Regions from separate parts of the Mus musculus genome. Here region 1 is linked to region 2. Evidence: chromatin contacts called from ENCODE Hi-C or POLR2A ChIA-PET data. All regions are on one chromosome and are shown on one strand. The core of a region is the stretch at or near the end of the contact, and the rest is flanking DNA. Distances in the headings are between cores, read along the strand shown. Region 1 overlaps Sec24d (Sec24 related gene family, member D (S. cerevisiae)). Region 2 holds the start of Snhg8 (small nucleolar RNA host gene 8).

Region 1 (6,293 bases), core at 2,281-4,780, 150 kb before region 2:
GAGTATATGTGTGCACACATGTGTTGCTTCAGATGGGCAAGGCAGGACTTTCAGGAGTCAGTTCTCTCCTGCATCTAGCTGGGGTCGAATCTTGTTGTTTCTATTACTCGGGCACTGGGCACTGACCTAGGCTGGCTTGCCTGGCAAGCTTTCTGGTGGCTTCTGTCTGTGCCTCCTGTCTTACCCTAGGAGTTTGTGGATTACTGCTTTGAGCTACCACACCCAATTGTTGTTGTGTGTCTGTCTCCTGTTTACATGAGTCTCAGGACCAAGCTCAAGTCCATAGGCTTCCACAGAAGTGTTTTTAAGGGCTGAGCCATCTCCCCAACCCAGTTTAAGTTTGATGCTTAGATCATGGGGTAAGAAAGTTGTGTCCTATTGTGGACAACTAGCAAAAGTAAATTCAAGCAATGTAAAACCACATGGGGTTGATTGGCTTCCCACTGATTTTAGGCACACATTGAGCTCACATTAGCCAAGTCGTGTACTTGCTGTAGGGGAAAGTCTACTTTATATTAGAGATACCTAAGATAATATTTGAAAACATAACTGCATGTTTGTTTTCATTTGATGAAATCTCAGGCAGGTTCAGCTGATTATACCCTCTACTCTTCCACATTGGACTAATATGCCTCCCCTGAATTTGGCAAAGGCACACACCCCAGTTTAGGATAGGCACAGTCACAAGCTTTTCCTGTGGACAGTTGTGCCTTGACGTCTTACTAAATTTAGACACAGAGAATGGGCATTGCCTTCTCCTGAGGAGGGGCCCGACCAGGTCACAGGGCAACTGATCATAGAGGGGTGTTTCCCTACCATGACAAATGCTCAGCCTGTTTTTGCTTATGAGTGATAAAGCAACAGCCAGTTGTATATTTGTATTAGAAGTTAACTAAGATTGAAGTAAGACCAAAGATTGAGAATGAAATACATTTTTTCAAAAAGCTTTAAGAACCCTTTGAAGACTTCTAGATAAATATATGTCTACAGATACACTTGAATATAAGGTCATAATGAAAAAATCCAACATTCGTCTGGGCAGAATTCTGAGTATTTGAGGCACAGTGCAAGTGTCTCAGCTCATTCTCCGGTGAGGAATATACACTTGATCAGAAACCTTAAAGTCCTGGCTGGGGTAGCTCTGGAGTCCCACATGGGTGAAGCTATCGTCCCTGAATGAGTTAGGTGCAGAGCGGTCCAGGGCAGTGTTGGCAAGGGCACTGATGTCACCGCTATTGATTTCATCCCCTTATGTTTCAGTAGTGTGCTAGTTCTATATAACTTTGGATATAAGCCCTTTACTTGTTTGTCAATATACCAAAGCATACTATTGATTTCATCGTGCTATTAAAAAAGACGTGCTGTCATAGTCTAATAGGAGAGACCTCTGGCAATAAGGAATATAAGATTTTATAATCAGTGTTAGTGTTATTTTGGATATGAGCTTTTATGTGCTTTGTTGTAGACTGAACCATATCTTAGCATTTGCGTATTAGCTTTAAAAGTAAAAATTGTAATAGCATCTTCCATTAAGTAATATTGCCGGGTGTGAACAACACAGGCAGGCATCTGGTGTGTACCTGAAGTATCTTTTATGAGTACTGTCTGTGATGCCTGTTTCCTTTCCTCTTCTCTTTGTTTGGGGGATTGAGAACAAGAGTCTGTGTGTATCTGTGTGTATCTGTGTGTGTGTGTGCATGTGCGCGCGCGCACCTCTCTGTGCCTGTCAAGCAGAAGTGTTGAGAATCTTATAAAAGTCTATCTGACCAGGTCAGAGGCACATCATTGGCTGCTGCTTGTCAGCAAAGTCATGTTTTAGGTGAATCTCAGCTCAGTAGCACATGATCCAGGACTCCATTAGTATTGCTTAGGTGTGGGCAGTGAGCAGCTTTCGTAAATATGCTTTAAAAGAGGAGTCAAGAAGTCCAAGGGAAGTGTTTTATTCTCTAGACTCTGTATGAACTCTGAGCTTCAGACTATGAATATGGTCAAATAAAAGACACCCCCCTCACCTACACCACCACCTTTACGGCGTCTTTCTGCAGCTTCACTGAATATGTTAAACCACGCATTGTTCCCTGTGTCTAACACTAGACCCTTGAGTGACTCGCTTATGCTATTGCTTCATTTGCAAAATAAATGAATAATCTTCCCATCCAAAGGTTATGAAGTGAATAAATAGGTAAGGGCTTTATTTATTAAAACTTAAGAGTCACACTGCCAAAGATTATGTACTTTCATAAGGTCATATATGTACATAAGATATCCCTGTAAGTATGCTAAATCAAAATATAAAAAGTGATAAAAAAAAATGAGTTAAAAGTAGCATTATTTGGAGTCTTTTACTGCCACCTGGTGGCCACTGATCACACTTTGTCTTGTAGATACATTCAGATAGCCAAAGGTTTCTGACCGACCTCCGGAATGATATTGAGAAGAAAATAGGCTTCGATGCTATCATGAGGGTTCGGACCAGCACAGGTAATCCTCACACACACCATTTCACGTCTTCTGCACAGTTACTGTGTCGTAGAAGAAGAGGCAAATCTTCCTTTGTCCCTCTGCTGTAGGTTTCAGGGCCACTGATTTCTTTGGTGGAATATTCATGAACAACACCACAGATGTGGAAATGGCGGCCATCGACTGCGATAAAGCCGTGACAGTGGAGTTCAAGCACGATGACAAGCTCAGTGAAGATGTCGGGGCCCTGATCCAGGTGACTAAGCCGCCAAGCGTGCACCTCTCTTCCTAACAGAACTCTTTCTCCCAAGCAGGAGTCCTTAGAGTACTCGCGCGTGACTTGCCCGTAGGTCAGTAAATAGGTGCTACTTATGTGGCACAGCGGTCAATGGCCTGGCCACCAAGGTGAAGGGTCAGGCAGCAACAAACTGCCCTCTGTGACGTGGCTGTGTCCAAGGTTCTTGTAGTCAGGTGACCCTCCCCTAGTTAGTTCATTTTAGTTAATTTGCCCTTTTAAAGGTACTACCTCCACGTTCTTCCCTATGCAAGAGCACACCAATTGGCTGTCCACTGCCAGACAGCCAAGTCAGAAAACATGCATACAAGTAACATTATATGTTATAGTATTATACTGGGGAATATAACACACACACACACACACATGCATATGTACATGTAATAACAAGTAGTGAGATAAGAGGCCATGGGTTTTAAGGAGAGAGTGAAGGAGTGAATAGGAGGATTTGGAGAGAGGAAAGGCAAGGGAGAGATGTTGTGAAAGGGAGGGAGAAATCTCAAAAAAGAAAACAAAAGGTCCTACCTCCAAATGAAGTCTTAGTCTAAGGTGCAGGGCTGGGGGTTTAGAATGTCAGCATATTGGGGTCACAGTGTAGCCTCTGGGATTCTGCTAAGCATTATGTCATAAGCAAGTGGGCTAGGACTGGCTTTGAGTAAATATCAGTTAAAGAAATAAAATAAGAAAAATCGATTTAAAGATCTGAGTTTTCAAACATCAGCTTTACACTGGAAGGGTGGAGAGATTGGCCCAGGATGAGCAGAGTTCTAATGCTTGGTTTTGAATCACAGGCGCCTAGGTAGTGGCTGGGTTCCAGCAGACCTGAGTGCACCGTAAAAATAGCTATGCTCTTTCATGGGACGTGATCTTGGGCAGAGCCAGGCATGCGTGCCGACTTTGTTTCTGGACGTAGGTCCATGGTAGTAAAATCTGTGAAATGCAAGTCAATGTGAAATGTGCACAGATATTTACATGTGACTGGCTTGATCGCTTAAACCATTGAAATGTTACAGCGAATTAATTAGCCTTCCCCCAGGTATCATTCAGTCTTGAAAAGTAACAGAGAGACACTGGGAATTTTTAGAAATCATTGATCTGTACGTATGATTCTATACACTTCAGCGGGATTAAATTAGCTTGGCTGGGTCTGGTCAGTAATACCCAGGTCTCCATGTTGTTTCTGCAGTGTGCTGTGCTCTACACGACCATCAGTGGTCAGCGAAGACTCCGGATTCACAATCTCGCCTTAAACTGCAGCACCCAGCTAGCGGATCTGTACAAGAGCTGTGAAACTGATGCCCTTATCAACTTCTTTGCCAAGTCAGGTAGCGTCTTGCTAATCTCATAGCTCGGTGAGTCAGCTGAGACTCATTGGGTAGCTAGTTAGAAGCTGGAAAATACTACAAGAACCAGTGAAATAGAAGGTTGGAGAATGGCCATCTCCTCTAGCCATAATGAGGGAGACCAGACTCTCTGGGGTCAGGCCACACAGATTTGGCCTAAGTTTTCTTGCTAGTGAGGTGTCTGAGGTGTAATGTAAGAGTGTGAGTGTGTTCTCTAGCACTGCTGACTTACGCCACTGTTGATTATCTGGGCCCTGATGACTAAGAAGCAGGATGGGTGATTTCTTTGCCCTTCTGAAAGCCTATACTTAAGGTATGGAAGAGAGCATTCCAGCCTGCAGAAGTCAGGACTTGGGGAGATAACAAACTGCTCTGTCTTTTCTGTGTATGGAATTCTATTTCTAGTCGTCTCAAGATAAATATGGGTCGCTGTCACCCTTTGCCATAATTAGACCAGTGTCCCTCTTTGCCTAGATCACACTACTCAAAAGAGGAGCAGCAGAGAGCATTATCCTTGTTTGGTAGTCCAAAGATAACAGAAACTGGTTCTTTGTTGTTATTCAAAGAGATCAGTTTCTAAAACTTTCTGTCTTTTCTGTTTGCGGTTTTGTGCTTCTAGCTTTTAAAGCAGTTTTGAACCAGCCCTTGAAGGCCATCCGGGAAATTCTAGTCAATCAGACTGCCCATATGCTGGCGTGTTACCGGAAGCACTGTGCGAGTCCGTCTGCAGCAAGCCAGGTGAGGAGGTCCCTGCTGTCCTGAGCTGTCATTGTGTGCAGAGCACGCGTGCAGTGACAGCCACAAATACACTGTTTATAAACAGAGAAATGTCACAATATGCTCGGATTCCCTTTTGTATATAGACCTAGGTATTTCGTTGTAAAATGTGCATGCTTAAATATATTTGAGGCATATAAATAAGGTTGCCATGAATTGATGGTATTAATAACAGTGGCTCTTTCAAAAGTAAATATGTTATAGCATAAATGATGAAATTATTTTCACTTAAAAGTTACATAGACCTGACTGCCCTGCCTCTCTCTGTGTAGACCAGGCACTCCTTGAATGTGTGGCAATCCTCCTGCCTCAGCTTAAACAGTATTAATTTCTTTGAAACAAGTGTCTCTGGGCATCCTGTAAGTGATTTGAACATTTAGGGAAACCTTGAGCCATTTGCCTTGCTTATCTCCTCTCATCACTCGCTTCCCCGTGTCAGGAAAGTTAGCTGCTGCTTTTCACTGTTGGATCCTGAAGAGCTAACTAATTTTGATTCAAAACGAATTCTATGAGCAACTAGTGGAAATTTTTTTTCCCAATTCTTTGTTAAAGTAGTTACTCCACATTTGAGGAAGCTGTCAGCAGGAAGAGAATACAGGCCATCTAAATTTACCAGCTGAGAGAAGAGGGCAAACATTTGTTAGACCACACTTTACAGGGAAGTCCCCTTTGGGCTACCCGAAGTGATTATTCACCCGTTCTTTTAACTTCTGTGTTGACAGTTATGCATGGCTGGTCAGTTCTCTTGATTATATGTCTGGGGAGGGAACAGAATCAGGGGTCCAGGTTACTGAGGCCTACCTCAGCACTATGAGACCTGTCTCCAAAAAAAAAAAAAAAGGAAGGAAGGAAGGTTAAGGGGATAAGAAAAGCAAAGCCAGACAGGCAGAATTGGGAAGTGTGCTTGTTTGAGTCACGTGATCCCACCAGGTGCTTATGGACTCCATCTTGGATGGAGTTGAGTCATGAGCACTTTGCACCCATCCATACTACCTGTCTTGGATTTCTGGAAGACACTCTTCTGCCTCTGGAGTAGCTCTCCTTTCAGAAGAATCAGTTGACACTGAGCAGGTATAGTTAGTGTCTTCTCTCAAAGTTTATTTGCTAATATTAAAATGGCTTGCCTTTAAAGACCTTAAATGAAAAAAAAAAAAAACGATCTTGCTTGTTTAAGGGAGAAAAGTAAAACTTACCATCTCGTTCTGGTTTAAAAGCTAGAAGACTTGTATCTACACCCAATCACCTGCTTTTATGGCTTAAATGTAGAGCAAACCATTGAGACACTTGTTTTACTCAGAACAAGTCAATAGAGCGGATTCCTGCTCTTTGAAAATGAGATTTTTCCTTTTCCATTTGAGCCTTTCATGGCACCCTTCAACCACCAATGAAGCTAGGGTCCTGGCAATCCAGTCTTCTCC
Region 2 (5,559 bases), core at 281-2,780:
TTTTCTTAAGTTCAAATCTTCACTATCAAAATCATTTCTCTAGAACAGTAGGCAGATGTCAAACTTGAATTCTGCCTTTTGAACCATGAAAAAGTACGCCATCTACTGGTACCTTCAAGTAAGTTCAGATCTCCTGAGACTAACCTGACAAATGTTTTAAAGAGGCTCTCCTTATGTACCAGAAAGCCTAACACATGAAATGGCAAGCAGTTAAGAGGCCATACAAATTACTGACCACTTGTGGAACCATGACCTTACAGCAGCCCTTTTTAAATAGGAATGAAGGCCCAGAGACATCTGGTGGGAATTTGGATCCCAATAATCTCTGTGCAGAGGAATCACCCCCTGGTTCCTAAGCTTCCCTAAATAAGGCCTATCATACTCTTGAGTGTGAGTCTCAGTACCTCAAATCCCAGACACAAAAGCCTCTAAGGTCACAAGTATCCCCTCAGCACCTGTCACAACACACCCCCTAGCTGGTGTTACATACTTGGCTTCTGGAGATTTGAAGTTGAATGGCACACACTAGAAGGCTTGGAGAGCAGCAAGCAAAAGATACTTTTCATTAAGGGCAACCGTCTGTGGCTTATTAATCACTCATGTTCCAAGCCAACATTTATCTTGCACCTTTGTAACAATCAAACCTATCTTCTTTGGAAGCCTAGTTAACCCAGTTATTTCCTGCGCAAATGTCTCCTGTATCGTTAACTCTTAATTCACACAACCTCCAGAAACAGGACACAGTCTTATTACACACCAAACATCTTTTATTTAATATAAAATATTCAATTTTCAAAAATTAAAAGCGAAGATTCCCTGTAAGTTGACCAGAGACGATCTCAACCACTACAGTACCTGCAAGAAAAAAAAAAAGGCCCATTACAGAATATCCGTGACTATACTACGGGCTGTTTACTTATGTTAATGTCAGCACAAGAGCAAACTTCACCCTAACAGTAAAGGCCCACTCACTACCCAGAACCGCGAAAACACCACAAAAATGAATCTTACCTTAACACTTCCTCCACTGTTCAACAGCAACGGGTCCCGGCGTTTCCTAGAAATATTTCAATACTAGTTTAGAAAACTGAAGTCCATTTTTCTAGCGTCGTGTAGACTCTTACAATCTTAGAATGTCACTTGCTCAAGTCAGAATCTGGTACCAATGAAATGGTGACAGCTTTGCCAATAACAAGAACATGCTCTTCCATGGCTAGGAAGGGAGACTGCCACAGGCGGCAGGTCCCAAAGATACATGGAGTTTCACAGCCCAAAAATCTAGTGTAACCCCAGAGGTGTCACTCACCATCCGACCCAGCGGTGGCGAACTTGCGTCACGCCGCCCAACACCGTATCGGCTTTACATGGTGGTCGTCGCGCTAACCTTCACGGCGCTCTTGCAGAGTTGATGGCTTTCGGCCAGCACCATAGCCACCTTGTGTCTCCCGCATCTCGGCCACTCACAAATAAGGCCCAAGATATCATCCCCACCATACAACTACATACTCGTAGGCGGATCGCAGCCAAAGAGACTTCTGAACGGTGCGCGCACGCTTTTATAGCCCGGGTGACGCTCTCCCAAGAGCCTGCGCGCGAGGGGCGGGGCTTTCCCGCCCATTCCGAGCTCTCCCGCGCCTCGTCACTTTGATTGGTGTACAGGCGGCCCGGATTCGATGCGTGCGTCACAGGAATGGGCGGGCTGTGGAGGTGGGCGGGGAAAAGCCGAGCTGAAACCACAGTTCTCGCGGTGTCAGAAGTCTCGTGGCTGAAGCTCTGGCGGTGCGCGCGTTTTCTCTTCTTGGCTGCGTTCTTCTCTGGGACCCAAAGTCTAAGGTCCCTTCGTTGCCGCCTCCCCCGGCATCACTTCCTATGGCGCCGGCCCTTTGTCCCCGAGAGCTGTTGGCGGCTCCTCTGCCCCCATCGGGGTTGATGGTTCCGCTTGCGCCCTTCCGCTTGCCCTTTTGATCTGATCTCACTTTTGCCCGACACAGCGCGCCGGAAGGTTTCTCGAACCGGGAGAACGGGAAGCCTGGGCAGTGCGAGCAGACCCGCCCGGCCCTCGGCTTTTCCGGGAGGAAGGCATATCTCACTCCCGCGTGCAGCCCGCTATGAGACAGAATAGAGGGCCTTTAGTGATGGAGTATGGAGATGACAGTTGTCGTCATGGAGAATGTTAGTTAGAAAGCTGTGATCATTACAGGCTGGGAAGGGTGCGGTTAGGGCAACACCGTGCAGGAGTCAGTAGGAACGAATTCATTGGAGACAATACTCGCATTTGAAGGACCTAGAGGGGTTCGTGAACCTCAGCTCGCTCACCCACTATCTCATTTTACTTAAAATAATCACTACTGAATTGAAAGAACTAGTTCATCATAAGGCTCAAGTAACCGCGGCGCGTTGCCCAAACATTTCATTTACATTCTGGATGGTCTTCTGAGGGTGTCCTTAAGAATGGTCTGTATTAGTCCTGAGCTGAGAAGTCCGAGATTAAGGGCCTTCCTTCTCTGGCCAGTAGATGGTAGCCTGCATCTTTCCGTGGGTTTTTCTTTTGTGCCTGTCTGCACCTGTCAGGTTTTTTATTTTACAAAATGTAGTTTTGTTTTTATGTTACTCTGCTGTTACACAGGGCATAACATTTTCATAAGGCTTTTTTGGGGACTACAGTCAATGATTAGCAAACAACTCTCTAAAGAACAATCACTGAACCAAATGGATACCCTCTCACATGTACACAAATTTGCATGGAAAAGTACTAACATTACTTTAAATTGCAATGCACTACATTTTCCATATCTTCGCAGTAATACAAAACACAGTCGCTTGTAGAACCGGTTCAGATTACTTAAATACCAAGTGTGCTGTCAGTCCTCTACTCACGTGTCTGGAAGTTACTCGTGTTTACATGAAATGAAGCTATTGATACTTTTCTACAGCAGTAACTGCACACCAGGAAGGAGGAGACAACACAAACCAAGGGATGGAGTTTCCCCAAAGCTGCAGTGTGAAAAGACTATATAAACAGTTGATCCCATACACACGAATGGGCTTTCTTGCTAGAGGAAATCCAAGTGGAATAAGGAATGGAGATGTAAAAAGGTCTTCTTGAGGGGAAGGGGGTTGGTGCCCTGGATGCCTTTAGTTTTCGGCCCCCTCTGCTGCATCACATTCTTCTGCACTGTCTGATGTCCATAATGTTAAGTTGTCTCTAAGCAACTGCATGATAAGGGTGCTGTCTTTGTAGGAGTCTTTGTTCAGTGTACCAAGCTCTGTGATAGCCTCATCAAAAGCCGTTTTAGCCAGTGTGTAGGCAAGCTCTGGATTATTAAGGATCACAGAGTAAAATACAGGAAGGTTAAGAGCCAGCCCCAGGCGGATTGGATGTGTAGGTTGCATCTCTTTCTTGCTTATATCAAATGCCTCTTGGTAGGCTCTTTGGGAATTTTCTATCATTTGTTTTCCATCATCGCCACAAGCTACTTCAGCAAGATCCTGGAAATAATCTCCATTCATTTTCAGATAGAAGACCTTACTCTCTGGATTAATTGCATTGGCTATTAAATACTTACCCAACAATTCCAGAACCGTGATGCAGATGGACCTCAGTTCCAACTCCACTTTCTCCTGACAGTCCTTGGTCAGCTGCAACTTCTTGTTGGAGGTGTCGGTCTTCTTCTCAATGCTCGAGATGACCATCCAGGCAGACCTGCGGCCCTCAACCACGTTCTTGTAGGCCACCAACAGCACGGTCTAGTAACCTCATTCCAAATACTACCATGTTCAGAGAGTAGGGGCTACGATTTCAACATAAGTTTTGGCAGCACATCATGTCTTACTGAACATTTTTAATGAACCAGACGTTAACCATTGGGCTAGGTAGCTGGAATGGAATAGTGATAGTTTATGTCCTTGTATATTCCTGTCTTTTGGCCAAACTTGTTTTGTCTGAAATGGAACTTTTAAAACCTGCCTTTGGCATGTCCTTCTGTTTGTGTTCTTTTCTGTCCTTGTTGCTCTCCCCTCACCACATCTCTTATCATCTGTGGAAGTTCTTTTCAGCTTTCAGCGTTTTGGTCAAGTGTTGTTATGAAAACCTTCATCCGTACAAGTGATTTTGATGTTTGCATTTTCTCCTGGGGAAGTGCTTGGAGGGAAGACTCCAGTGAGCACTTGTGGTCATGGCAAAGTGCTTTGAAGAGCACAGTACGTATTTCTGAAACGGAAAAAAGATTTGTTTTTAGGGTTTGAGATGTTACTTCATTTCTGAGTGCTTACCTAGCAGCACGAAGCCCTGGGACCAGCGCCCAGCAAGGCATACAGTGGGCACGGTGGCACGGGCCTGTAACCCCAGCAAGGCATACAGTGGGCACGGTGGTACGGGCCTGTAACCCCAGCAAGGCATACAGTGGGCACGGTGGCACGGGCCTGTAACCCCAGCAAGGCATACAGTGGGCACGGTGGTACGGGCCTGTAACCCCAGCAAGGCATACAGTGGGCACGGTGGCACGGGCCTGTAACCCCAGCAAGGCATACAGTGGGCACGGTGGTACGGGCCTGTAACCCCAGCAAGGCATACAGTGGGCACGGTGGCACATGATGGCACGCGCCTGTAACCCCAGCAAGGCATACAGTGGGCACGGTGGCACGCGCCTGTAACCCCAGCAAGGCATACAGTGGGCACGGTGGCACGTGCCTGTAACCCCAGCAAGGCATACAGTGGGCACGGTGGCACGGGCCTGTAACCCCAGCAACTAGTGGCTTTCGGGTTGGAGTTTTGTTTGACTACCTATTAAGTTAATGGACAATTTAGGGTACATGAGACCCTACTTCAAAACCACTATTTTTATTTATTTTTTTAGTTTAAAACCTTTGGGATAGGGGGCTGGAAATGTAGCTTAGTGATGAGTGTTTGTTTGGTAATCACAAGGCTCTGTGTACAATCTCCAGCACCACAAGGAAACAACAGCAAAAGTAATTTTCTCCAGAAGGTGGAGTCTCATCCCTCTCCTGGATTGCAGCACCAGTTTCATATTGGGTTGTTTCATGACTTGATTTCAAGGTGCAGGGTAAAGAAAGGATATCCTGGGCTGGGGAGATGGCTCAGTGGTTAAGAAAACTGCCTGCACTTCCAGAGGTCCTGAGTTTAAATCCCAGCAACCACATGGTGGCTCACAACCATCCGTAATGAGATCTGACGCCCTCTTCTGGTGTGGTGGTGGCATCGCATGCAAAAAAAAAAAAAAGAAAAGAAAAGAAAGAAAGGACATCCTAGTATGGTTTCTGCTGCTGTGATACAACATCATCAAGTGCATCTTGGAGAGGGGCTTTGGCTTCCACTTCCACATCATAGTTCCGCATTGAGGGAAGCTAAGGCAGTCACTCCAAGCAGGAACCTGGAGGCAGGAACTGAAGCAGAGACCATGGAGGCAGGAACTGAGGCAGAGACCATGGAGGCAGGAACTGAAGCAGAGACCATGGAGGCAGGAACTGAAGCAGAGACCATGGAGGCGTGCTGCTTATTGGCTTGCTCTTGGCTTACTTAGCCTGCCTTCTTATACAGCC

The links. A loop is a pair of places that touch in the nucleus more often than their neighbours do. ChIA-PET counts read pairs that join two places held with the same protein, here RNA polymerase II (POLR2A).
Region 1: a map of v-Abl transformed pro-B cells shows a loop between it and region 2 (2.7-fold over the local background). The contact joins the enhancer-like site here to the promoter of Snhg8 in region 2. A Hi-C loop is called at or near these places in 1 of 37 maps with a recorded cell type or tissue (v-Abl transformed pro-B cells). POLR2A ChIA-PET finds 5 or more read pairs at or near these places in 4 of 5 experiments (Patski and embryonic stem cell).

The regions. Positions count from the first base shown.
Region 1 is chr3:123,351,006-123,357,298 of GRCm38, forward strand. Sec24d (Sec24 related gene family, member D (S. cerevisiae)) reads left to right here. Exons shown (of 23, transcript NM_027135.2): 16 at 2,385-2,481; 17 at 2,571-2,716; 18 at 3,942-4,080; 19 at 4,718-4,836. Among named protein-coding and RNA genes, the nearest start is that of Mettl14, 32 kb to the right of the region's middle. Within about 2 kb of position 3,531, at least 1 of the 3 ENCODE cell types and tissues checked has a DNase peak (open chromatin) inside an H3K27ac peak, as active enhancers do.
Region 2 is chr3:123,506,806-123,512,364 of GRCm38, forward strand. It overlaps Snhg8 (small nucleolar RNA host gene 8), which reads right to left and starts at 1,531. Exons shown (of 1, transcript NR_028574.1): 1 at 747-1,531. It overlaps Snora24 (small nucleolar RNA, H/ACA box 24), which reads right to left and starts at 1,261; the gene lies at 1,132-1,261. It also overlaps the pseudogene Gm9369.